2 separate regions of the Homo sapiens genome follow, and region 2 is linked to region 1. A link is an interaction called in ENCODE POLR2A ChIA-PET data of the cell type or tissue named here. Cell type or tissue: GM12878. All regions are shown on one strand. Links, peaks and the distances in the headings refer to the core of each region. The heading gives the core; the rest is flanking DNA.

Region 1 (12,296 bases), core at 4,951-9,950:
GCACCAGGATTGAAGTACAGACATACTCAGGATAAGAGTAGAATAATTCCCACACATAATCTCCAGTCTCTGTTATTTCTGTACAGGAACTTTTCCTAGTCCATCCAAATTTGACACAGCCGGGTCTGGCCTTGAACCAGCGCCACATCTCCAGGCCTGCCCTGAGCCTCCACGGCAGCCTGTTCCAGGACTCCCCTGGGAAGAGCAGTGGGAGGCTGTCTCTCCTCCAAACCCAGCAAGGTTTCTGTTCACACTTTTCCAGAGTCAAAGTGGATTAAGCTGTCTAAAAGTGGGTACAGTTAACAGAAGTGACTCAAATTACAACCATTACCTCTGCCTGCCCCCACTTCCTCTTTCATCACCTCTGAGAGGCACCTGTGGGTGCCTCCTGGGTTGATGAGCCTCCCCCTTTGGCTGCAGCATATGTATGAACGTATGACGCCACCGCTGTATGGTGGGATGCCAACTGGAGAGGAGTCTGTTGATTCTAGAGCAGCTGACTTCTGTCATGTTTCTCCCTAGAAATAGAGAGAAGCCACAGAGGGAAGAAGGTGTGAAATGGGGCCAGGTGCGGTGGCTCACACCTGTAATCCCAGCACTTTGGCAGGCAGAGGCAGGAGGATCGCTTGAGGTCAGGAGTTCGAGACAAGCCTGGCCAACATGGTGAAACCTCATCTCTACTAAAAATAAAAAAATTAGCTGGGTGCGGCCACGCGTGCCTATAGTTGCAGCTACTCAAGAGGCTGAGGCAGGAGAATCGCTTTAACCCAGGAGGCAGAGGTTGCAGTGAGCCAAGATCACACCACTACACTCCAGCCTGGGTGACAGAGTGAGATTCTGTCTCAAAAAAAGAAAAAAAAGAAAGTGTGAAATGGGAAAATGAGGGATGAAGAGCAAGTCTGCATCCTGGTAGTTCATTTCCTGCTTCCCTACTTCCTGAAGCTTTGTGGCCCTTGGGTTTCATAAAGCATCACTGTGAGTCATCCCACTATCTCATGTCTCCATCATAGCTACACTATTTCTTCACTTGTATTGTCTGCCTCTCTCACAATCAGCCAGGCTCTCCTTGACACCAGGGACCTCTTTAAATTCAGATTAGTAACGACAGCCCATGGTGGGATAGTTAGGTACAGGGAAAGTGATTCAAATGTCAGTTGAATAAATAAAAGCACAACTTGATTATCACACACTATCCTGAAAGAACATGTGTGTCATAACAAAAATCATTGGATATTATGTTTGGTGCTTTAAACACGCACACACACACACACACACACACACAAATATGAAACATTTTTTCTGCCATCCATGGGTTGACAGCTAAATAGAACATTCTTTTGTAAATAAACATGACTATTTATACAAAACATATGGCAGCAGAATTAAAATATTGTATGTTTATGAATGACTTATAAAACCCCATATAATGTTGTAGGGAATGGATTTAATAATTATGGGGGTTTTCTGCCCAGACACAACAGTGGAGAGCACATTTTCTCTGTGGAATCCAGGAGGCTTCATGACAAGAAAGAGATACTATCAAAAGAGCTTTCAAAACACTGCAAAGAGACCACCTGGAGATCAGGAAACACAAGGGAGAGCCAGGTGCATACTGGGTAGGAGCATGGGGCTGGTACCTTGGAGGGTGCAAGAGAAGTGAGAAAGTCAGGGTTTTTAAGTTTGCCAGGGCCACTCTAACAAAGTACTGCAAACCGGGTGGCCTAAACCAGTGGTCCCCAACATTTTTGGCACCAGGGGGACAAGTTTCATGGGAGACAATTTTTCCATGGACCCGGATCGGGGGCAGCAGGGAAGGGGGGGGGCAGTTTCAGGATGATTCAAGCACATTACATTTATTGTGCACTTTATTTCTATTATTATAACATTGTAATATTTAATGAAATAATTATACAACTCACCATAATGTAGAATCCGTGGGAGCCCTGAGCTTGTTTTCCTGCAACTAGACAGTCCCATCTGGGGATGATGGGAGACAGTGACAGATCATCAGGCATTAGAGTCTCATAAGGAGCCCACAACCTAGATCCCTCACATGCGCAGCTCACAATAGGGTTTGTGCTTTTATGAGAATCTAATGCCAGCTCTGATCTGACAGGAGGCGGAGCTCAGGCAGTAGTGTTCGCTTGCCCACTGCTCACCTCCTGCAGTGCAGCCCAGTTCCTAACTGGCCTATGGTACTGTTCTATGGCTCTGGGGTTGAGGGCCCCTGGCCTAAACAAAAGGAACTGTTTTTTTTGTTTGTTTTTTTTTTTTGAGATGGAGTTTCACTCTTATTGCCCAAGCTGGAGTGCAATGACATGGTCTCGGCTCACTGCAACCTCTGCTGCCTAGGTTCAAGAGATTCTCCTGCCTCAGCCTCCCGAGTAGCTGGGATTACAGGCACCCACGACCACGCCTGGCTAATTTTTTGTATTTTTAGTAGAGGGAGGTTTCACTATGTTGGTCAGGCTGCACCCAGCCCAGAACTTCTTGTTTCATAGTTCTGGAGGTTAGAAGTCCAAAATCAAAATATCAGGAGTGTTGGTTCCATCTAAGGGCTATGAGGGAAGGATCTGTCGAGGTCTCTCTCCTTGGCTTATAGATGGCCATCTTCGTGTTCAGATGACAGTCTCCCTGTGTACCTGTCTGTCTCCAAATTCCCCTTTTTATAAGGACACCAGGCATATGGGACAAAGGCCCACCCTAGTGATCTGATGACCTCTGCAAAGATCACATTCTGAGGTACTGGGGATTAGGACTTCAACATATTCATTTTGAGGGAATACAATTCAAACTGTCACATGGATGCCCTGGAAGCACTATAGATGAGGATGTGTTCCTGGCTTAGTTCGAATTCTAGATCTCCAGTCAAAAGGTTTTTTTAAATCACCCCATTACCACACCACCACCCTAGCCCCCAGATCTTCTCATCACACACGCTTTTTATCTTTTTTCTTTTTTTTTTTTGAGACAGAGTTTCACTCTTGTTGCCCAGGCTGAAGTGCAATGGCACAATCTCAGCTCACTGCAACCTCTGCCTCCCGGGTTCAAGTGACTCTCCTGCCTCAGCTCCCAAGTAGCTGGGATTACACATGCACACCACCACGCCCAGCTAATATTGTATTTTCAGTAGAGACGGGGATTCTTCATGTTGCTCAGGCTGGTCTCGAACTCCTGATCTCAGGTGAGCCGCCCACCTCAGCCTTCCAAAGTGCTGGGATTACAGGCGTGAGCCACCATGCCTGGCCTCACACATGCTTTCTGTGGCTGCTAGAAAACAAGGGCTCTTTGGAGTCACTCGTGCCTGTGGAATCTCCTGCGGGACTTTCAAAAGTGAGTTGTTAGGCTTGGCACAGTGGCTCATGCCTGTAATCCCAGCACTTTGGGAGGCCAAGGTGGGCAGATTGCTTGAGCTCAGGAGTTCGAGACCAGCCTGGACAACATGGTGAGACTCCCGTCTCTACAAAATAAATAAATAAATAAAAGTGAGTTGTTGCCTCCCTAGCAGTCATTCAGCCTCTTGGTGGGAGCACTGACACTGTGATGCCGACGTTGAAACTGCCGGACACCCAAACTCTCAGTTCAGCGTGCAGGCAGAGCACAGGCAGCTGACTCACTCTTGACTGACGGGACCGGACGTGGCTTCCGCTGGGAACTTTTGGCAAAGCACATCTCCGTTAATACCTAAAAGATGCGGGATGGGAACACCCCTCCCTTCCTGGCCTGGACATGGCCTGGTGAGGATGTAATGCTTGGGAGCTCCAAAGTGATTTTTTTTTTTTTTTTTCAGAGACGGAGTCTCGCTCTGTCGCCCAGGCTGGAGTGCAGTGGCGTGATCTCGGCTCACTGCAAGCTCCACCTCCCAGGTTCAAGCAATTCTCCTGCCTCAGCCTCCCGAGTAGCTGGGATTACAGGCAGCCACCACAGTGCCCAGCTAATTTTTGCATTTTTAGTAGATGCAGGGTTTCACCATGTTGGCCAAGCTGGTCTCAAACCTCTGACATCAGGTGATCTGCCCACCTTGGTCCAAAGTGATTTTAAAACCATGAAGGGAGATGGCACCAAAACATTAGAACGGCAGAGCAGGAAAATGAAAACCTTTTCTCAACTTTGGTAGGCTGATATCCATATGCTAAGCCCTGGAACCCATCAATTTTACCTTATAGATTTGATAAAGTTAAGGATCTTGGGGTGAGATTATCCTGAATTATCTGGGTGGACCCTAAATGTAATCACAAGTGTCCTCATGAGAGGGAAGCAAAGGGAGATTTGACAACAGAAATAGGGGAGGAGATGATGGAAGCCAGAGGTTGGAGTGATTTGAGGAAGGAGTCACGAGCCAAGGAATGCAGACAGCCTCCAGAAACTAAAAAATGCAAGAAAACAGAACTTCCCTAGAGCTCCCAGAAAAAAAAACAGCCCTGCCAACTGACTTTAGTCCAGTGAAACTGATTTTAGACTCCAGCCTCCAGAACTATAAAAGAATAAAGTTGTGTTGTTTTAAGCCAAGTTTCTGGTAATTTATCATAGTAGCAGTAGGAAATTAATACAACAACCTAAAACTGAACCAACCCAGGGAACACGTTTCCTCTTGATTTCTTGTAAAATGGCATCATTTTTTAAACTCCGAATTTTATAAGCTACTTTTAGCAAGGCTTGTTGTTTGTTACTTGTAGTCCCATGCATCCTAAATCATACTTTTAACATGACTGGCGGCAGTTTTAGTGGAGCTATTATTAGTTAGGATATTGGTTCAGCTGCTAACATAGGAAGAATTTTTTTTTTTTTTTTGAGACGGAGTCTCATTCTTGTCACCCAGGCTAGAGTGCAAAGGTGCGATCTCGGCTCACTACAACGTCTGCCTCTCCGGTTCAAGCGATTCTCCTGCCTCAGCCTCCCAAGTAGCTGGAATTACAGGCACCCACCATCATGCCTGGCTAATTTTTGTAGAGACGGGGTTTCACCATGTTGGCCAGGCTGGTCTTGAACTCCTGACCTCAGGTGATCTTCCTGCCTCGGCCTCCCAAAGTGCTGGGATTACAGGTGTGAACCACCACGCCCAGCCCCCCAACCTTTTTTTTTAAAGGAGGACTGGTAGTGCAGGTCTGCTTTGAGAATTTTACTCAGAAGTAGTCTTCTTTATTTAGCATATTGGATACCTCTCACTTTCTTTTTTTTAGTAGTGATAAAATAAGTAGCAATATTTTTATATGAGTATATCTTATTGCTCTGCCATTCCTGGGGGGTTGTCCTCATCCTCATGGTCCAAGATGACTTGCCACCAATACAACTGCAAGCCAACCAAGAAAAGAGGGGGAGGCCCAAAGACAGGGCACACCCCAGAAAGCTGCACCACTTCCATTCATAGTGCAACGGTCAGAACTTGGTCATCTGGCTACACCTACTTGTCAGGGAAGCTGGAAGTCTTTAGTCAAACGTGCACAATTAGAAACACAAAAATAAAAATAAAAGAGCATGTACATACTGGAGACCATAGGTGGTCTCTGTTTCAGTTCTGTTTCAGGAACGATGATATGAGCATTTAAGTTAAAATCAAGGAGGCTTTAGCATCTCAGGACAAATGACCCTAATACTCAACCCTACTGATGAAACTTAACTCATTCCAGATCTCCTCTGGTCTACGGCCATGGTTTAAGAATTTGTGGGGGCCGAGTGTGGTGGTTCAAGGCTGTAATCCCAGCACTTTGGGAGGCTGAGGCGAGTGGATTGCTTGAGCCCAGGAGTTCAAGACCAGCCTGGCCAACAGCCTGGGCAATATCCCTACTAAAAATACAAAAACTAGCTGGGTGTGGTGGCACACACCTGTAGTCCCAGCTACTCGAGAGGCTGAGATGGGAGCATCACTTGAACCCAGGATGTCGAGGCTGCAGTGAGTCATGATCGTGCCACTGTACTCCAGCCTGGGTGACAGAATGAGACCCTGTCTCAAAAAAAAAAAAAAAAAGAATTTGTGGGGAGGGTAGCAGCAGATTCTGCAATATATAAGAAACAAATGGTGGTGCCCTTCTCCATTACCTTCCCCTCGTGCCCAGGGCACCTCTTTGAAGTATTAGTTCTCCGGGAAGACACTGAAAGAATGCATTGCTCTAAGAGAAAGCAAAACCCTACTGCTCTGCAGATAGTCACAGTAATTCTTGGGGATTCCCAAGGCTGCCAAGTTTATTTCTCCTGTGAGTTACGCTGAAAACCCCCAACCCTTGGTAAATAATCTGAACCAGTCTCGTTGCTACATTGCTTGGTAGATTTTAGAGTCACTCACTGCAGGAAACAGAGGCTGGAACATTCCACTCCCTAGGTGAGAAGCCATTTTCAACTACACCCTGTAGTTCACGGTGCTATCTGGAGCCAGAGTGAATGCCGGTTGCCATGGCACTGCTTTAAATTGTGCCTGTGCTGACACATCTCATCACAATGTCACATGCTGCTCCCATACACTAGATAGATAGAGCCGCATCTATCTCTTCCTCATGTTTACCGATTGATGCCTGAGCTCTGCGTTAGGAATAGAGATACATCAGCCAGAAAGCAAATCATGTGGGTGCCACACCTCCCTGGCTTATTTATAAGGGGTTGAAAACACCTGAATTAGGCAACAAGCGATCTGAGTTCTACTCACAGTTCTCCACTCTGTGATTTTGGACAAATTCCTTAAAATCTCTGACCCTTGGATTCCTCACCTGTACAATGAATGAGATGGAGTAGAATATCTCTGCAGTATCTTCCTGATGTAATGTCTCTGACTCCTGCACGCCGTTTTGAAGCAGCGGAAGCTCTGCAGAGAATCAACATCAAAGTGTGAGTGAGGCAATTCCTGTAAGCAGTTGCATGGCCCTGCCCTGCTGACTGTTTCTGAAATTCCCCTCCACCATCTCTGAGCTGTTAGGGATTTGTTTTGAGTTAATTTTCTGGCAAGATGCCACTTGCCAAAAGGTCCCTTCTGGTGCACTAAGAGGACTGTTTTCAGCTTGGATTATTATTTGCCTTGGAAATGCTTTCTTCTCAAGCCAGTCGCTGGTTCAGTGCTCACAGTTTTGGTCCCAAAGATAGCTACACCTCTGAATAAAGTAAGTTCTGAAACTAGACACTTTGGGATGCAGAGGTGGGAGGGTCACTTGGGTTCAGCAGTTCAAGACCAGCCTTGGCAACATAGTGAGACTCGTCTCTACTAAAAATACAAAAATTAGCCAGGTGTGGTAGTGTGTGCCTGTAGTCCCAACTACATCACTTGAGCCCAGGAGGTCGAGGCTGCCGTGAGTCGGAATACAATGGCTGGACAACAGAGCGACACCTTGTCTCAAAAATAAATAAATAAACTAGAAAAAGACATGTGAGGCTGGCTTTTGGGCATGTTTTATAGAGTAGTATCTCATGGGACCAAGGGACAAAGCAGCTCTGATACTTGTATAACCAGCGTGCAGCTGGTCTCATTAGCTGGTCTCATTTCATACTTGCGTTGTCCTGCCCCCTAGCACTCATCTGTTGTTTGTAAAAACTGGGCTCTTGCTGGGCGTGGTGGCTCATGCCTGTAATCCCAGGACTTTGGGAGCCTGAGGCGGGCAGATCACGAGGTCAGGAGTTCGAGACCAGCCTGGCCAATATGGTGAAACCCCGTCTCTACTAAAAATACAAAAATTAGCCAGGCGCGGTGGTGTGTGCCTGTAGTCCCAGCTACTCAGGAGGCTGAGGCGGAAGAATCGCTTGAACCCAGGAGGCGGAGGTTGCAGTGAGGCGACATCGCTCCACTGCACTCCAGCCTGGGCAACAGAGCGAGACTCCATCTCAAAAAAAAAGAAAAAAAGAAAAAAACTGGGCTCTCACTTTCAAATTCTCCTTCACACCCCATCTCAATTATTTGTGGGAATCCTCACATGGGCTCTCATGTATAATCCACAGACAAAAATAGGGTCTGGGAAGTAAGGGGAACAAGGGTAATAGAGTGTCTTGGCTCAAACCAGGGATAAGCAAGTCACAGGAAAAAAATCTAGGGACTTGACAGCAATCATCATCTTTTTTATTTTTGAGATAGGGTCTCGCTCTGCCACCTAGGCTGCAGTCCAGTGGTGCGATCTCGGCTCACTGCAGCCTCAGCCTCCTGGACTCAAGCCATCCTCCCACCTCAGCCTCCCAAGTAGCTGGGACCACAGGCGCATGCCAACCATGCATGGTGAATTTTGGTTGTTGTTGTTTTTGTTGTTGTTTTGAGACAGAGTCTTGCTCTATTGCCCAGGCTGGAGTGCAGTGGCGCAATCTTGGCTCATTGCAACCTCTACCTCCTGGGTTCAAGTGATTCTTGTGCTTCAGCCTCCCTAGTAGCTGGGACTACAGGTGTGCACCACCAAGCCTGGCTGATTTTTGGTTTTTTAGTAGAGACGGAGGGGTGGGGGTGGGGGGTTCGCCATTTGGCCAGGCTGGTCTTGAACTCCTGACCTCAGCCTCCCAAAGTGCTGGGATTACAAGCATAAGCCATTGTGCCCGGCCCAGACTTTTTGTATTTTTTGCAGAGACAGGATCTCACTGTGTTGCCCAGGGTGGTCTTGAAGTCCTGGGCTCAAGCGATCCTCCCACCTCAGCTTCCCAAAGTGCTGGGATTACAGGCTTGAGCGACTGTGCCAGGCCACAATCACCATCTTGAAAACAAGGTTTGTCCACCTCAGTTTGCCTGATAGGGAGTGAGAGGAAAATCTAGACAGACTTCACAGAGAAAATGAAACATTGGCTGGCTCTCAAAGAATGAATGCTGGATCCAGTGATGATGGCTTTGGGGGAAGACCTGATGAAGCAGATGCCCCTGTGCCTTGCCCCCCAACAGACTGACCTCCCCTTTCCAAACTTCAGTTGGAGCACTTGTACATTCATTCTATATTTTTTAGTCTTCTATTTTTTTTAATGTCCTAATCTTAGAATTAAGGCAAAAAGATAATTGTATGTCCTTTCACTGTCATGCTGGAGCATTGTCCGAACAGGTCCACCCAAGTGTTATTCATCTGGAGAATGTACCTTTGTTTGACTTGTTAATTATTATCATTAGGGTCCAGATTCTATGAAGTTACGTGTTAACTTGTAGGTTTTTGTCTGTTAGAGACCCAAATGATTCCTATTCTACAGAAAAGACAATCCTAAAGATTATAGTTTATTAACCTGTAGGACATAAACTAGATTTCCCTTTAACCTAGCTAACTTATTTCAGCATGTCTTTTCTGCTATACAAACCTCTGTTCCTTGAATTCTCCTTCAACCAGATTTATTATCTTTCTGGTCTCTTCATTAAATGAGTTAGATTGATATTTGACACATGCTCACTATATATTTGATGGCAGCATGTTTTTTACTCTTAGAGGGAGACTTAGCCTAAAAAAAAAAAAGGAAAGAAAAAAAAGAAAATTATCCTTTGGCACTCATTTAACAAATATTTATTGAACAACTTTTTTTTTTTTTTTTTGAGATGGAGTCTAGTCCTGTCGCCCAGGCTGGAGTGCAGTGGTACGATCTCAGCTCACTGCAACCTCCACCTCCCAGGTCCCGGTTCAAGCAATTCTCCTGCCTCAGCGTCCTGAGTAGCTGGGATTACAGGTACCCACCACCACGCCCAGCTAATTTTTGTATTTTTAGTAGAGATGGGGTTTCACCATGTTGGCCAGGCTGGTCACGAACTCCTGACCTCAAATGATCCACCTGCCTCAGCCTCCCAAAGTGCTGGGATTACAGGCGTGAGCCACCGCGCCCGGCCTATTGAACAACTATTATAGGCATCTTCGTCTGTTTAGGCTGCTAGAACAAGAATACCATAGACTGGGTAGTTTATAAACAATAGAAATTTATTTCTAACAGTTCTGGTGGTTGGGAAGTTCAAGATTACAACACTGGCATGTTTGGTATCTGGTGAGAGCCTACTTACTGTTTCACAGAAGGCCTCACAAGGCAAAAGGGGCAAGGGAGTTCTCTGGAGCTTCTTTTATAAGGGCACTAATTCTATTTATGAATGTACTACCCTCAAGATCTAATCAATTCCCAAAGACCCACATCTCCTAATATCATCACACTAGGGGTTAGGAGTTCAACATATAAATGTTGAGGGAAGCCTGGGCAACAATGGCAAAACTTCATCTCTACAAAAAAAAAAAAATATATATATATATATACACATATATATATAAAACATAGATTTATATATATAATATATATTTATATCTATATACAGAATATATAGAATATATATTCTATATATATACACACACATATACACAAAAAAATAGCCTAGCATGGTGGCGCCCATCTGTAGTCCCAGCTACTTGATGTTGGCACCCATCTGTAGTCCCAGCTACTTGGAGGGCTGAGGCAGGGAGGATCACTTGAGCCCCAGAGGTCGAGACTGCAGTGAGCCATGTTCACACTACTGCAAATGGTCTCAGTTTGTCACCCTGTCTCAAAAAAAAAAAATGGGAAAACACGGAGACAGTAGATATTACAGAGAACAAGATAGACCTGGTCTCTGCCCTCATACAGCAAACATTCTGAAGGGAGAAAGATTGCAAATACATCAATAAATTGTAGACTATGCTTAGCGAAATGAAGAAAAATACAAAAAGTGCTGTGACAGAGATTATTGGGGTAGGTAGTCACAGCAGGCCTCTCTGAGAAGGTGACATGAAGCTGAGACTTGAAAGACAGAAGCCAGCTCTACAAAGAGGGAGCGGGGAAAGGTTCCAAGAAGAGGGAAACAGCAAGCACAAGGACCCTGCAGTGGAGCCAGCTTCAGATTGTCCTGGGAACTAGAAGGCCAGATGATGAGGGTGGGATCCATGAAAGGCAAGATGGCCTGAGATATAGTCAAAGAGGTAGTGTGGAAATTAGATTTTTAATGTCAGGACTTGTCATTACCAAGAACTAAGGAAGAAAGAAGGGGGCTGATCACCACCTAAAAGCCGGGTGACCTTCACGTCTTAATTATTTTATTATATTATATTATTTTATTTTTGAGACAGGGTCTCACTCTGTCACCCAGGCTGGAGTACAGTGGCTCAAACATGGCTCACTGCATCCTTGACCTCCTGGACTCAGGTGGTCCTCCCACCTCAGCCTCCTGGGTAGCTGGGACTACAGACACACACCACCCAGCCTGGCTAAATTTTTGTATTTTTTGTAGAGTGGGGATTTCACCATTTTACCTAAGCTGGTCTTGAACTCCTAGGCTCAAGCAATCTGCCCACCTTGGCCTCCCAAAGTGCTAGGATTATAGGCGTGAACCACCATGCCCAGCCACACCTTAGTTATTTTAATACGTCAGATTATCGGCTTTCTTTTAGCTTTCTTAATGTTAACATCTTACATACCATGGTACAGTACGTTTCTCAAAAATAAAAGATTGATCCTGGTACAATACTATTAACTATTCCACTAAACTCAGATTCTTCCAATTTCTCCAGTTTTTCCACTATATTCTTTTCTCTGTTCCAGGATACCACATTGCATCATTTGTCATATCTCTTTAGTCCCCTTTAATCTGTGACAGTTTCACAGTCTTTCCTTGTTTTTCTCGACCTTGGCACTCTTGAAGAGTGCCAGGTATTTTGTAGACTATTTCTCAATTTGGATTTTTCTGATGTTTTCTCATGATTAGACTGAGGTTATGAATTTTAAGGAAGAAACAACAGAGGTCATGTGACAAGCATTCTTTTACTTCTTTTTTTTTTTTTTTTCAATCCTGGCTGACCAAAAAAAAAAAAATCCTGGCTGAGAACTGTCTTGTGACACTCAGGGGAGGAGGGATTTTGTGATATACAGGTGAAGAAGGGGAAGGTTTTCATGAAACTGAGGTAGGGAAGAAGGATTTCTTTTTTTTTTTTTTTTTGACAGAGTCTCCCTCTATTGCCCAGGCTGGAGTGCAATGGCATGATCTCAGCTCACTGCAAGCTCTGCCTCCCGGGTTCACGCCATTCTCCTGCCTCAGCCTCCTAGTAGCTGGGACTACAGGCGCCCACCACCACGCCCGGCTAATTTTTTATATTTTTAGTAGAGACGGGGTTTCACCGTGTTAGACAGGATGGTCTCGATCTCCTGACCTCGTGATCCGCCCGCCTTGGCCTCCCAAAATGCAGGGATTACAGGCGTGAGCCACCGCGCCCGGCGTGGAGAAGGATTTCATGTTATTTCACAAATAGGGAGAAACACGATTAGAAGTGAGTAAGTTCAAAAGTCTGGCTTCAGGTGGGGCATGGTGACTCACGCTTGTAATCCCAGCACTTTGGGAGGCCAAGGTGGGTGGATCACCTGAGGTC
Region 2 (12,296 bases), core at 2,422-7,421, 53 kb before region 1:
GAGACCAGCCTTAGCAACACAGCAATACCTGGTCCCTACAAAAACATTTTTTTTTTAATTAACCAGGCATGATGCCTGTAGTCCCAGCTACTCTGGAGGCAGAGGTGGGAGGACTGCTTGAGACCAGGAGGTCGAGGCTGCAGTGAGCCATGATGGTGCCACCACACTCCAGCCTCGGCAAGAGAGTAAGACCCTGTCTTTAAAAAAAAAAATTAACATTTTACAAAAAAAAATCTGGTAAATTTCTAAATAACGGCAAATAGTGACTTTGGCCTACTTAGAATTCTATGACCCTAGGATGCAAGGCAGTGTTTCTGCAACTTTAGGGTTCCTAATGATGCTCAACAGAAGACTTGTTAAGTCTGATTTAGGGCCTATGAGTATGAATGTGCAAAAAGCATCCTAGGCACTTCTAGTCAAGTGGTCCAGAGACCAACCGTACCTCCAGAAATACCCATTCACATTCTTATTTTTTATTTTTTATTTATTTATTTTTTTAAAGAGACAGGTTCTTGCTATGTTAGCCTGGTTGGTCTTGAACTCTTGGCCTCAAGCAATCCTGCCACCTCGGCCTCCCAAAGAAGTAGGATAACAGGCATGAGCCACCGCGCCCAGCTAGATCCTCATTTTAAGATGTTAATACACCTTTTACTATCCTTCAGAATGGGATATGGACAATATTGTTGAGTATCACCAAAATGACTTGGTGCAGCAGTAGTCACCTTTTTGTCAACCTCACTGTCAGAATCACTGCCAGAAGAGCTTGAAGAAACAAGTTCCTTTGATTTAGGCATCCTGAAAGAAAAATACATTACAAAAATAATTAATAAGGTACTCTACTACTTTCAACTTAGCTCTCCCCCAATCAAAGAAAAAAATCAAGGACAAGTTCCACGGTTCATTCTACCATTTTTGTGGTACTGAGTTGTTACACTGAGCACAAGTTTTAATCTATACCCTTTTAAGTTGCAAATAACACGCAGGGTGCAATGTGCTGAACCCAGTAAGAACAATGAACTAAATGTCATACACTCCTACACCTCTAACCTTTCTCCAGGCCAATGGATCTTTCTATACTTCGTTTTAATGGCATTACACACTATGGGTAGGGTAAACTGCAAGAAGGCAGCAGACAACAATTACTATTAAAACCAGAAGAAATGTAATTCTACTATTACTGCTTTAGACTTCTCATCAACGAGATTGGAACTAACGTAAAATTATTCACTATGGGGAACTGACCCCAACATTTACACAACAGGGAACTAGCTGTACTATGCAAATGTGACATCTAATTAATTTTTACATAATATTTTATTCATATTTTGACTTTTTGGCCGTATCACCAAAATAACGACAGGTACTAATTCAAGAGTACACAAAATTATACGCAATTCAGGCCGGGAACGATGGTTCACGCCTGTAATCCCAAAACTTTAGGAGGCCAAAGCAGGCGGATCACCTGAGGTCAGGAGTTCGAGACCAGCCTGGCCAACATGGTGAAACCCTATCTCCACTAAAAATACAAAAATTAACAGGGCACGGTGGCACACCTGTAGTCCCAGCAATTCGGGAGACTGAGGCAGGAGAATCGCTTCAACACCGGAGGCAGAGGTTGCAGTGACACAAGGTCACATCATTGCACTCCGGCCTGGGCAACAAAGCAAGACTCCATCTCAAAAAAAAAAAAAAATCTTACACAATTCACAGCAATTCATTACATTTTACACAGATTTTTCTACTCTGGAACATAATTAAAATTTGAAGAACCTATTTATGGGAGGTGCAAAACCTATTTATGGGAGGTGCAAAACCTTCCCGCAAATTCCTACCATGCTGGTAACTTCCCAGGTCCCCCCAGAGACATAGATAACTTAGTGCCTTGCTTACAAGTGGGTGTTTACTGAGTGCCTGAGTGCAAGTTTGCAGAAAGCAAACTATCAGTAAGCCTAAGCCCCAAATTTCAAGGAATTCCAAGATACGTGGATACCTCTATTCAAGGCACTTATAACACCAGGTCATAAAACGCTGATTATCAAAATATCTTTTGCTCTCCCCATCTCAGAAGAGATTAGGTCCTATTAACCCATTTATGCCAGAGGTTGCAATTTTTTGAATTTATGCAAGCAGACCTTGGCGATGATCTTGAGCAGTAGCACATAAATAACTCCCACATGCTTAGCGTTCCAATAATGGAACACTAGGCATAAATTAGCTAATTTCTGTATGCGTTAAAGGGCCTAATAAACACATCACACACTGTATTTGTTTAATACAAGAAAAAAAGACTTAAAATTCCTCCTTAAAAAAAAATCATAAATAATCTAGCTCTCTAGATGAAACTTGCATTAGCACTGACATTGCATATGTTCCAAAATAGGAGGTCAAGGAAAAAGAAGTGGGCCACCCCAATCCTAGCCATTAAATTCAAAAAGCTCAATCTGATTTTAACTGGTAATGTCTTCAAGGGTAAATTCAGAAGGGAAAAGCAATGTTCATGACCACGTTTTATCCGTTTTTCCTGTTTCTGCTCCATTTTGCAACCTCATCTCTAAAATCAATTTAGTTAAGTTTTTTATGCTAATTAATACGACAAAAAGATATTTTTTAAAAAGGTAATTAAATTGAACATAATTTTTCACTTTGAAACTGTCGATCATAACTACCGTCTGTTATCAAAAACTGCCTGGGGGCCTAAGAATTTTTCAAAGAACCACCTGGTACTCAACCCAAAGAAGTCCACTGGAGAAGAAAGGTAACGGTAACTAAAACCAGCCTCTAAACTTTTAACAAATATATATTTACCTTAATGAGCCTGTTCCAATGTGGGGGTGGGGGGAGAAGCAGCTTGTAATTCAAGTAACTGATACTGAAACCACTATTGTAGAATTTATACAAAACGCAACTTTAAAAAGAGAAACGAAATCTTCAGCCTTTGCTGATTGAGGGAAAGATCAGAAAAAAACGAGGTGAAAATGAACCAGGACTGAAGGGCACACGACTTCGGTATAACAGGAAGGTGACAAGCACAAGACCAGGGAAGGGGTCGCGCGGCCCCAGCAAGCCGCTAGAACCCCGTGGCTAGCAGCCGCTCGGGCGAGGGGAGACAGGTTGGTCGGAGGGGGCGTGGGAGGCGGCGAAGTGCGGAGAAGACGGCGTGGGAAGGGGCGGGATTTGCACCAAGCGCCATTTTCTTCTCTCGAAGCGTTCCCTCCCCCTGCACATCAGCCGTTCTTCCCCCGGCCCCCTCCCGCCCGCATCCGCTCTCCCAGTCTCCAGAGCGCCCCGCTCAGGGCGAGGGGCGGGGGAAGAGTAGGTAACCGCACGCGCCCCACCTAGGCAGGCCGCCGCCGCATTGTCCCGGGGACGCCGCGACTCTCTCCCCGCGACTCCTCACTCCCCGGCCGCCCTCAATCTACCGCCCCGGGCCGCAGCGCCCGCCGCCTCGACTCGGCTCCCCGGGGACAGGAGTCTACCGCGGAAGGGCCCACAGCGCGTCAGGCGTGGAGTCAGAAACGGAGAAGGGGGCCGGGGACGCCGAGGGGAAGGGGGAGGTAAGGCAGAGCCGCCATTTCCCGCGGCCATTGCCGGCGAGAGGAGTGGAGGGCCGAAGGCAGCTCACGGCCCGGCTGGGAGGGTGGGGGCCCCGAGGAGTAGGGGTAGGGGGTCCCGCGCACTCACGCTTCGCTCGGCTCTAGCAGTCGAACACCCTCTTGGTCGTTCGCTCGCGACTGACAGAGAACCGGAAGTGACGGCAGCCAGGAGACGCCGGCCCCGCCGCGCTGGGGCTGCGGTCACGTGATGGGGCGTGGCCTCCCCACAGAAACCAACACTTAGACCCTTTCCAGGGCCTTAAAGGGACCGCGTCTCTTCCTAAATGGGTGACGCGAAAGTCAGATGTTGGAAGATTACATCTGACCCTTGAGAGAATGAAAGAGCTAATATCCTTCCTGTAGGAGATAGCTTAAAAAAAAATTAAAAAAAAGGAAAACGCCAATAAAACATGAGTGACAAGCGCCAAGCTTTGCGTTTGTTCAATAAATGTTTACTCTAATGAAGCGAAGGGGTCATAATGAAAAAGATCAATACTCTGGCCCATTTTCCCAGAAATGGTCTTCCTACCCCACTTCACCCACCTCAATACATGCCTCTGCCTCCTAAAATCCAAAGGAAGGAAGCTAAAGTCACAGCGTTTAATTCCAGAAAGTGCAAGAAATCTTTGGAGTACTCCTTATTCCTGTATTGAAGTCCTGGAGATGTAAGGGAGTTCACAGAAGGCAAGAGGAATCCATATACAAGCAGGAATATAGCTAAAAGATTATTTGAATATGTATTTGAATGAATACTTCCTACAGCTAAGAATCAATATAAAGGCATATCTATTAACAAAGATTTATCAAGCACCCACTACGTGTCAGACGCTGCAGGAGGCAATTTACATTACTCATCCTAACAAGCATGTTCCAAAGCAGAAATGACTGTTCTCTCCATTTTATAGACGAGGAAACCAAAGTTAACGCCCTATGGAGAGGATATTTCCTGTTACAGCTGAAGCGTGAATTGTCCTTATGTTCTCTCCCTCCAGACCCTATTTTCCTGCCTCAGGTAGAGGAATGGTATGGGATTTTACAAAGTAGAGGATGGAATCCTGTCGAAGCTCAGAATTGCACATCGGAGATGCCACAGAGGCTAAGGAAGGGCAGTGGGTTGCAGAAAGGGAGGAGTGTTTGGATCTACATATGGAGCAGTTAGACCTGTGGTTCCCACCCATCCCACCCTTATAGGAGAAGAGAGTTATATATTCCCTGCAAACATTAAAGCTGGGAGCGGAATGTGTAATGGGGTTGAGACGCAAAGAACACAGCGGATGGAATCAAAGTCTGAACACTAAACGTGAAAGCATCCCCCACACGTCCCTTTCTAGAATTACCTGACTTTTAAAGGATTAAATGCTGACAAAAATACAAACTAATCCCTTAGTTTGTTGTGAAACTCTCCATCATAATGAAATAAAAGAAGCCATGAAAATAAACACTGACATCAGGCGCGGTGGCTCACCCCTGTAATCCGAGCACTTTGGGAGGCCGAGGCGGGTGGATCGCCTGAGGTCAGGAGTTCGAGACCAGCCTGACAAATATGGTGAAACCCCGTCTCTACTAAAAACACAAAAATTAGGCGGGCGTGGTGGCGTGTGCCCAGCTACTCAGGAGGGTAAGACAGGAGAATCATATGAACCTGGGAAGTGGAGGTTGCAGTGAGCTGAAATTGTACTACTGCACTCCAGCCTGGATGACAGAGTGAAACTCCGTCTCAAAAAAAAAAAGAAAAGAAACACTGACATTATGCATTGTCATGGGACACTGCGCAGCTCCACACCTAGCTAAAGAAATGCTTAATATTCAAGGTAAACCACGTACACTTAAACTAATATGGTATCCCCTCCATCTGCAACCCTTCCTGCTTTAACAAGTTTTCATTCAGTTTCTGTGTCACTGAGGGAACCTGGGCAGTGTGCCTGCTGTAGGTTTGGGTTTCGGTTCTCTAAGCGTCGGAGGTGGAGAGCTGTTAAGGAGGTATGCATTTTTAGAAGTAGGGAGACCTGAAACTTTGCATGCAAATTTGTTGGCTCAATTTTCCTGGGTGTGGTACTTTGTAAAACTAATCGAAAATCCTTGATCCTAAGCGTTGCCCATTTTTAAAAGGTAAACATAACTCAAGAAAATAAACAAAAATAATTTTTTACATAGATGAAAGAGGAAGGAAACTTTTTTATTTTAAACAAAATAGGGGCCAGGCGTGGTGGCTTATGCCTGTAATCCCAGCATTTTGGGAGGCTGAGGCGGGTGGATCACCTGAGGTTAGGGGTTTGAGACCAGCCTGCAAACCTGATGAAACCCCGTCTCTACTAAAAATACAAAAAATTAGCCGGGCGTGGTAGCGGGCACCTGTAATGTCAGCTACTCGGGAGACTGAGGCAAGGAGAATCGCTTGAACCCAGGAGGCAGAGGTTGCAGTGAGCTGAGGCTGCACTGAGCCTAGATCACACCCATTGCACTCCAGCCTAGGCAACAAGAGCGAAACTCCGTCTCAAAAAAAAAAAAAAAAAGACAGCAGTTGCTTTCAAATAATAGAATGGGAAGGAGGTGTAATTCACATGCATTTGTACATTGTGGGGTGGGGAATAGCTCCTTTTATAGGCAAATTCCTAGAGGGCATCTTTAAAAGTGAAAGAACTCCCACTTTCCACTCCAAGCCTTGGTCTGGAAGAAGAGGGTGGCACAAAAAGGAATGTGCTGAATTTGGAGAATCTGTAGGTGTCCCAGAAAGGGAGGTAGACTGGGAAGTAGGGCTGAGAAGGGAAATAGCTCACAAACTATGAAAGGGACAGAGCTTGAGGAGGAGACTGCCAGGAAGAAGTTCCTGGAGGCCTGGAGTATGGCACGGGACTGTTAATGCGGTTCCCTCCAAGGCCTTATGCTGTCGACACCCTCCGTTACTCACTTCTTTCAAAGCTTCCGAAAAAGGCTTATTCAAGTATCAGGATATTATTTTGAAATCTTACCCAATGTGGCTTTTGTTACTAGCACTTCCTGCTTTCTGACCTTCACTCTTTCCCCATCCCCCGTTTTCTCAGCTACAGCATTTGACTAGAAGAAGGATGTTAGACCAGAACACACAGACCAGATTCTTGGCTTTTGACTTTTTTAAACTATTAGGATTCCAGGCATAAATTACAGATTTAAGGTAATGTGCTATTAAAGTTTTTTTCTGGCTGGGTGCTGTGGATCCTGCCTGTAATCCCAGCAATTTGGGAGGCCGAGGTGGGTGGATCACTGGAGCCCAGGAGTTGCAGACCAGCCTGGACAACATAGTGAGACCCTGTCTCTACAAAAAATACAAAAAAATGGGCCAGGCACAGCGGCTCACGCCTGTAATCCCAGCACTTTGGGAGGTCCAGGTGGGTGGATCACGAGGTCAGGAGATCGAGACCATCCTGGCCAACATGGTGAAACCCCGTCTCTACTAAAAATACAAAAATTAGCTGGGCGTGATGGTGCGTGCCTGTAGTCCCAGCTACTCAGGAGGCTGAGGCAGGAGAATCGCTTGAACCCAGGAGGCAGAGGTTGCAGTGAGTCAAGATCATGCCACCGCACTCCAGCCTGGTGACAGAGACAGACTCCATCTCAAAAAAAAAAAAAGAAAAAGAAAAAGAAAAAGAAAAAAATCAGCTGGGTGTAGTGGTAAGTTCCTGTAGTCTCAGCTACTCAGGAGGCTGAGGCAGGAGGATTGCTTGAGCCTGAGAGGTCGAGGCTGCAGTGAGCCATGAGTGCGCCACTGCATTCATTCCAGCCTGGGTGACAGCCTGGGTGTTTTTGAGACCCTGTCTCAAAAACAAACAAACAAAAATAGTTCCTTTTAGCCCACCCCACTCGCCTGTAGAGATTATTGCAACTGTGAAAGGGAGGAGTCAGAAGAGAAAGGAGATGAGGCCCCTCTTCAGTGTCTAAGGAGTAGAGAAGTAGTTCTGCTGTCTGTCCCCACACCAGCCCTGGGGAAGGAAGGAAGCATCAAATTCCCAGAGGGCTTAGGGATCTGAGAGAGCAAAGCAAACTGGTGCCTTGCTTTCCAGGCAGCCGAGCTCTCCGAGCTCCTCTGCAACCCAAGCGCCCCTCCCTCCACCACAGAGTTGGGGTAGAGATATCTGTGTGGTGTGTCAGGATGGCCGACCTCAGGCTTCCTCACCGAGTTCAGAGATGCCCCAGGGTACTGCAGCATTCAGGGGAATGTCTTTCTCTTTGGCCAAGAGTGGCACAGATGTGTCAGTGACAGCCAGCAGACCTGGGGAGGACTTGCAGTGAGGAAGAGGAAATCTCACCACCCTCAACTTGCATAGAGTGCTGTAACAAAGGACATCTCAACAAATACCAGTGTGAAGAAGTGAGAAGGATCAAGAATCAGACAAGATGAACTGTTAAGCAAAGGCCAATGATACGGTCTCCATCTGTGTCCCTGCCCAAATCTCATGTTGAGTTGTAATCCCCAATGTTGGAGGAGGGGGCTGGTGGGAAGTGATTGGATCCTGGGGGCAGATCTCCCTCTTGCTGTTCTCGTAATAGTGAGTGAATTCTCACGAGATCTGGTTGTTTAGAAGTGTGTAGCACCGGCCGGGCACAGTGGCTCATGCCTGTAATCCCAACACTTTGGGAGGCTAAGGAGGGTGGATCACGAGGTCAGGAGATCGAGACCATTCTTGCCAACATGGTGAAACCCTGTCTCTACTAAAACTACAAAAATTAGCTGGGAATGGTGGCACATGCCTGTAATCCCAGCTACTTGGGAGGCTGAGGCAGGAGAATCACTTGAACCAGGGAGTCGGAGGTTGCAGTGAGCCGAGATCATGCCACTGCACTCCAGCCTGGCGACAGAGCGAGACTCCATCTAAAAAACAAAACAAACGAAAAAAAAAAACAGTGTGTAGCTCCTCCCCCTTGTCTCTCTTCCTCCTGCTCCAGCAACGTAGGATGTGCCTGCTTCCCCTTCTCCTTCAACCATGATTGTAAGTTTCCTGAGGCCTCTCCAGCCATGCTTCCTGCACAGCCTGTGGAACCATGAACTAATTAAACCTCTTTTCTTTATAAGTTGCCCAGTCTCAGGTAAATCTTTATAGCAATGCGAGAACAGACTAATGCGGCTGTCATGGACAGATGGGGAAAATGGGCCAGACTCTACCACTACCCTTAGTGCTCTGACACCATGTAATCCTACCCCACCTCTGTCCAGAATTTAGGAGAGAAAGGGGGAAAGGGAGAAATTATGAGTTTGACCTGAAATTGGCCACAATTAAGCTTTTACCACTAGGTGAAATGGTGATCATTAAACACAATCATAAGAAAATGAAGAAAGTCACATTTCCTGAGAGCCTGAGTTTGTAGCACAAGAGACATACCAGTAATATACAAAGAAGAGGAAACAAGAAAGAAAGGGAGAGGAACAGGCTTATGTGCCAGGGATGTGGTGGGCACCTAGGGAGGTCAGCCGCCTCTGGTTTAACCTCCAGGCTAAAGCAGGAAAGCAGATCACAGCGTGAATGACTAGGAGAACATAACTCCTTCCAGGTTATTTTGGGAAAACTTAAGAATTCTGGAGGTCCCACGGCACATGGAATGGTAGCACCAACCATTCAATTTGGATATTAAAAGATATGGTGGCTCTGGATGTCTAGAGGTTTTAGGAACACCTAGGATGGGGCCATGTGGATCATACATGCAAAAGAGAAAACAAATAAAACAAAAACCTGGGCATCCTCCAGTTTAGTGAGTCTGAAGAACTGGGAAGGGAGACAGTACAAGGTAAGAGGGTTGTTATGGATTGAATGCTTGTGTTTTCCCCCAGATTCATATGTTGAACCCTTAATCCCAGTGGGATGGTATTATAGGTGGGGACTTTGGGGCATACTTAGTCATAAGGGTGGAACCCTCATAAATAGATTCATGCTGTTATGAGAAGAGACAAGAGAGAGCTTAATTATTCTGTCTCTGTTCTCTGCCATGTAAAGATACAACAAGAAGGCAGTCATCTGCAAACCAGAAAGTGGGCCCTCACCAGATATGCAGGCACCTTGATCTTGGACTTCTCAGCCTCCACAATTGAATAAAATAAGTGTTGTTTAAGCCACCCAGTCTATGTTATTTCTATTACAGCAGACTAAGACGGGGCAATATACACTCTCCCCAAGAGGAGACACAGGGAGCACCTACTCTTTGTAGGGTGTGAGTTATATCCATCAGATGCAGTGATGTGAGAAAAAGTTAAGGCATAAAAAGCCTTGTGGGTGGGGCTCGGTGGCTCACACCTGTAATCCCAGCACTTTGGGAGGCTGAGGCAGGTGGATCACTTGAGGCCAGGAGTTCAAGACCAGCCTGGCCAACACGGCAAAACCCCATCTCTACTAAAAAATACAAAAATTAGCTGGGTGTGGTGGCACATGCCTGTAATCCCAGCTATCTGGGAGGCTGAGGCAGGAGAATCCCCTGAACCTCAGAGGGTGAAGTTGCTGTGAGCTGAGAGAGGGTGAAGTTGCTGTGAGCTGAGATCACACCACTGCACTCCAGCCTGGCTGACAGAGCAAGACTCTGTCTTAAAAAAAAAAAAATCCTTGCTTCACAGGCTTTGAAGAAGCTGGGAAAAATAATTTTCCTTCTTCCTTTCCTGCCCTGCTAAACCCTGGAGTGTTAGGCCTAGAGACAGAGAGGAAGAAACCAGCAACAGTGTTCACCTGGTGTTATGTAGGCTTGGCTTCAATGAGACATAATCCCAGATCAGAAAGCCAACAATGGCAGTCAAAAACAAACAGAGTGAAATTCCTCTGTCAGCAGTTATAGTGGTAATGCTGGTCATCTGGAGACCAAAGTGGGCAATTTAATATGGATGAGAGGAGAAAAGGAAGGACTGAACTTGCTCCCCATAGCAGCGCTATGACCCATGCGCTAAAATTTTCTTCCACCAAACAAGTTGCTACAGACCCTTGTATTTTATCTACCGTCAAAAATGAACTTTCATAGTACAACATTAAAAAAGCTAAGAATATGTAATTCCAAAAGTTTAATACTCCTTCTCACTCAAGTAATTATAAATAAATATGAATTACATGAATTACGTGTAAAGTCATATGCAATGAGTAACAGCAATATATTTAAGGAAGTTATTTAAATACAAACTGCTAAGCATTTCTCCCCTAGGGTGACTTTTCTGAACTTGGTACTGGAGCTATTCTTAGATCCAACTTTCATTAGAAATGCAGTGTCACCTTTTATAGAAGAACGCATTTTGTAATAGCAAATATATGTACACCGTCTTTAGTAGGTGAATAGCACAACTCCTCCTGCTAGCTATACCTGACTTATTTAATGTGCTATAAAATAGTGTAATTACTTTCTAGTAAATATGCTGTAACTTACATTCAAATGAGTGTTTTCTCCTTCAAAAGTCGTCTTCTTGGAGGCTGCAAAAACATTGTAATGACTCTGACATTGGTCAAAGTTAACTTTTAGAATTCCTCTTTGAGAATGGCTGTCAGAGCTTGAGGCATAGTCTTTTACAGGCTCCCAGCAACAAGAAATCTTTAGCTTTTGCAGTTAATTTCTATTTGTAAAGAGCAAAAAGGTTTCTAAGTTCCATGATCAGTAATATGAGTAATTAAGAAATTTATAAAAATGATATCCTTTTATGGATTACTAATTGGCCCTGGTAACAAATACAAAAAAGAAAAAATGTTGAGTGCAAATGTGGGATCACTGTTTGAACAAATATGTAATGTCCCAAGAAGACTACTATGGAGGATAGTTCATTTATGTGTTCTGGTTTCACATGTTATGTGTTACCTGTTACAAAGACAGTCTATTTAAGTGTTAAATTTTCTGGAGTGCTCAATACTTAACATGCATACTATGTTGCTATGCTTGTGATAGTCAATAAAAAGAATTTGAAAAATCCAATCCAAGTATCTACCTCTTAGCTGGGGCCCAGCACTAGGCTGGCTGGTTGACCATCACACCCCTTGCAGGAAGCATAGCATGAGATGTATTAGCCAATGGGTTACGTATAGTGACTGAATAGACAATCAGATACCATCATGGTCTCGACTGAAACAAGAACTTGATCTGCCAACAGCCCTGCTTAGCCAGAGATCACAGGAGAGAGTGATACCTGCACTGAGAAACCCAAATTATTTAATTTGGCAATACCTTCAGAGTACTACAGTTTAGCATAGTTATGCAGACTCTTCACCTCTGAACTGTCAGAGAAACTAGCAGCCCGGGGTCAAGATTACAATGCTACTCAATCACATCCTGAGTTTTTCATACCACTGGTACTTCACAGTGGTCTTTTCACATCATTGTGTCTTCAGTTAATGTATTTCTTGTTTGAAAGATCAGCTTGTTGCTTTTGGTTTCAAAATTTTAACTATGATTAACAAACCAAGACAGGTGTATTGATTCTGGTATCTCAGTTTGTTAAAAGGTCTGCTTTTTAGTAACCCCTTATATGGACATTCTTGTTCCTCGGTGACTTCTGCTAGATTATCAAGCCCTAGACTTCAATAGTTAAATAGTGTATTCTATCATGGCAGAACCTAGGACATAGTTGACTTTATATCCCTGAATAGGACAATACTGAAAATGGAAACTCTTGCAGAAGTATATCTGACTAAGTCCATCCGGGACATAGCATCCAACAAGAAAAACTGGGATCTACACACAGAAGAAAGTAGCAAGGTAAAGAAATCGGTAAATAAT

Evidence for each region. Peaks named below come from ENCODE experiments on the same cell type or tissue, not always from the same donor. Only the 100,000 strongest peaks of a DNase experiment are listed, where the experiment ranks them.
Region 2: POLR2A ChIA-PET joins it to region 1 with 36 read pairs; 19 of 35 experiments call an interaction of 5 or more read pairs at or near these places.

The regions. Positions count from the first base shown.
Region 1 is chr5:32,526,319-32,538,614 of GRCh38, reverse strand. LOC124900954 (a long non-coding RNA gene) reads right to left here. Exons shown (of 5, transcript XR_007058719.1): 3 at 9,232-9,369; 4 at 6,699-6,793. Among named protein-coding and RNA genes, the nearest start is that of SUB1, 53 kb to the left of the region's middle. RefSeq lists enhancers at 497-706, 6,609-6,708, 6,849-6,958. In GM12878, for the core only: no CTCF peak of the experiment used is centred there; DNase peaks (open chromatin) are centred at 6,324 and 6,884; H3K4me3 peaks cover 2,228 bases; H3K27ac peaks cover 2,221 bases.
Region 2 is chr5:32,577,011-32,589,306 of GRCh38, reverse strand. SUB1 (SUB1 regulator of transcription) reads right to left here and starts at 3,750. Exons shown (of 5, transcript NM_006713.4): 1 at 3,682-3,750; 2 at 723-795. The coding sequence starts at 794. RefSeq lists silencers at 3,167-3,436, 3,477-3,576 and an enhancer at 7,280-7,339. In GM12878, for the core only: no CTCF peak of the experiment used is centred there; DNase peaks (open chromatin) are centred at 2,938, 3,191, 3,786, 5,496 and 1 weaker place; H3K4me3 peaks cover 3,785 bases; H3K27ac peaks cover 4,778 bases.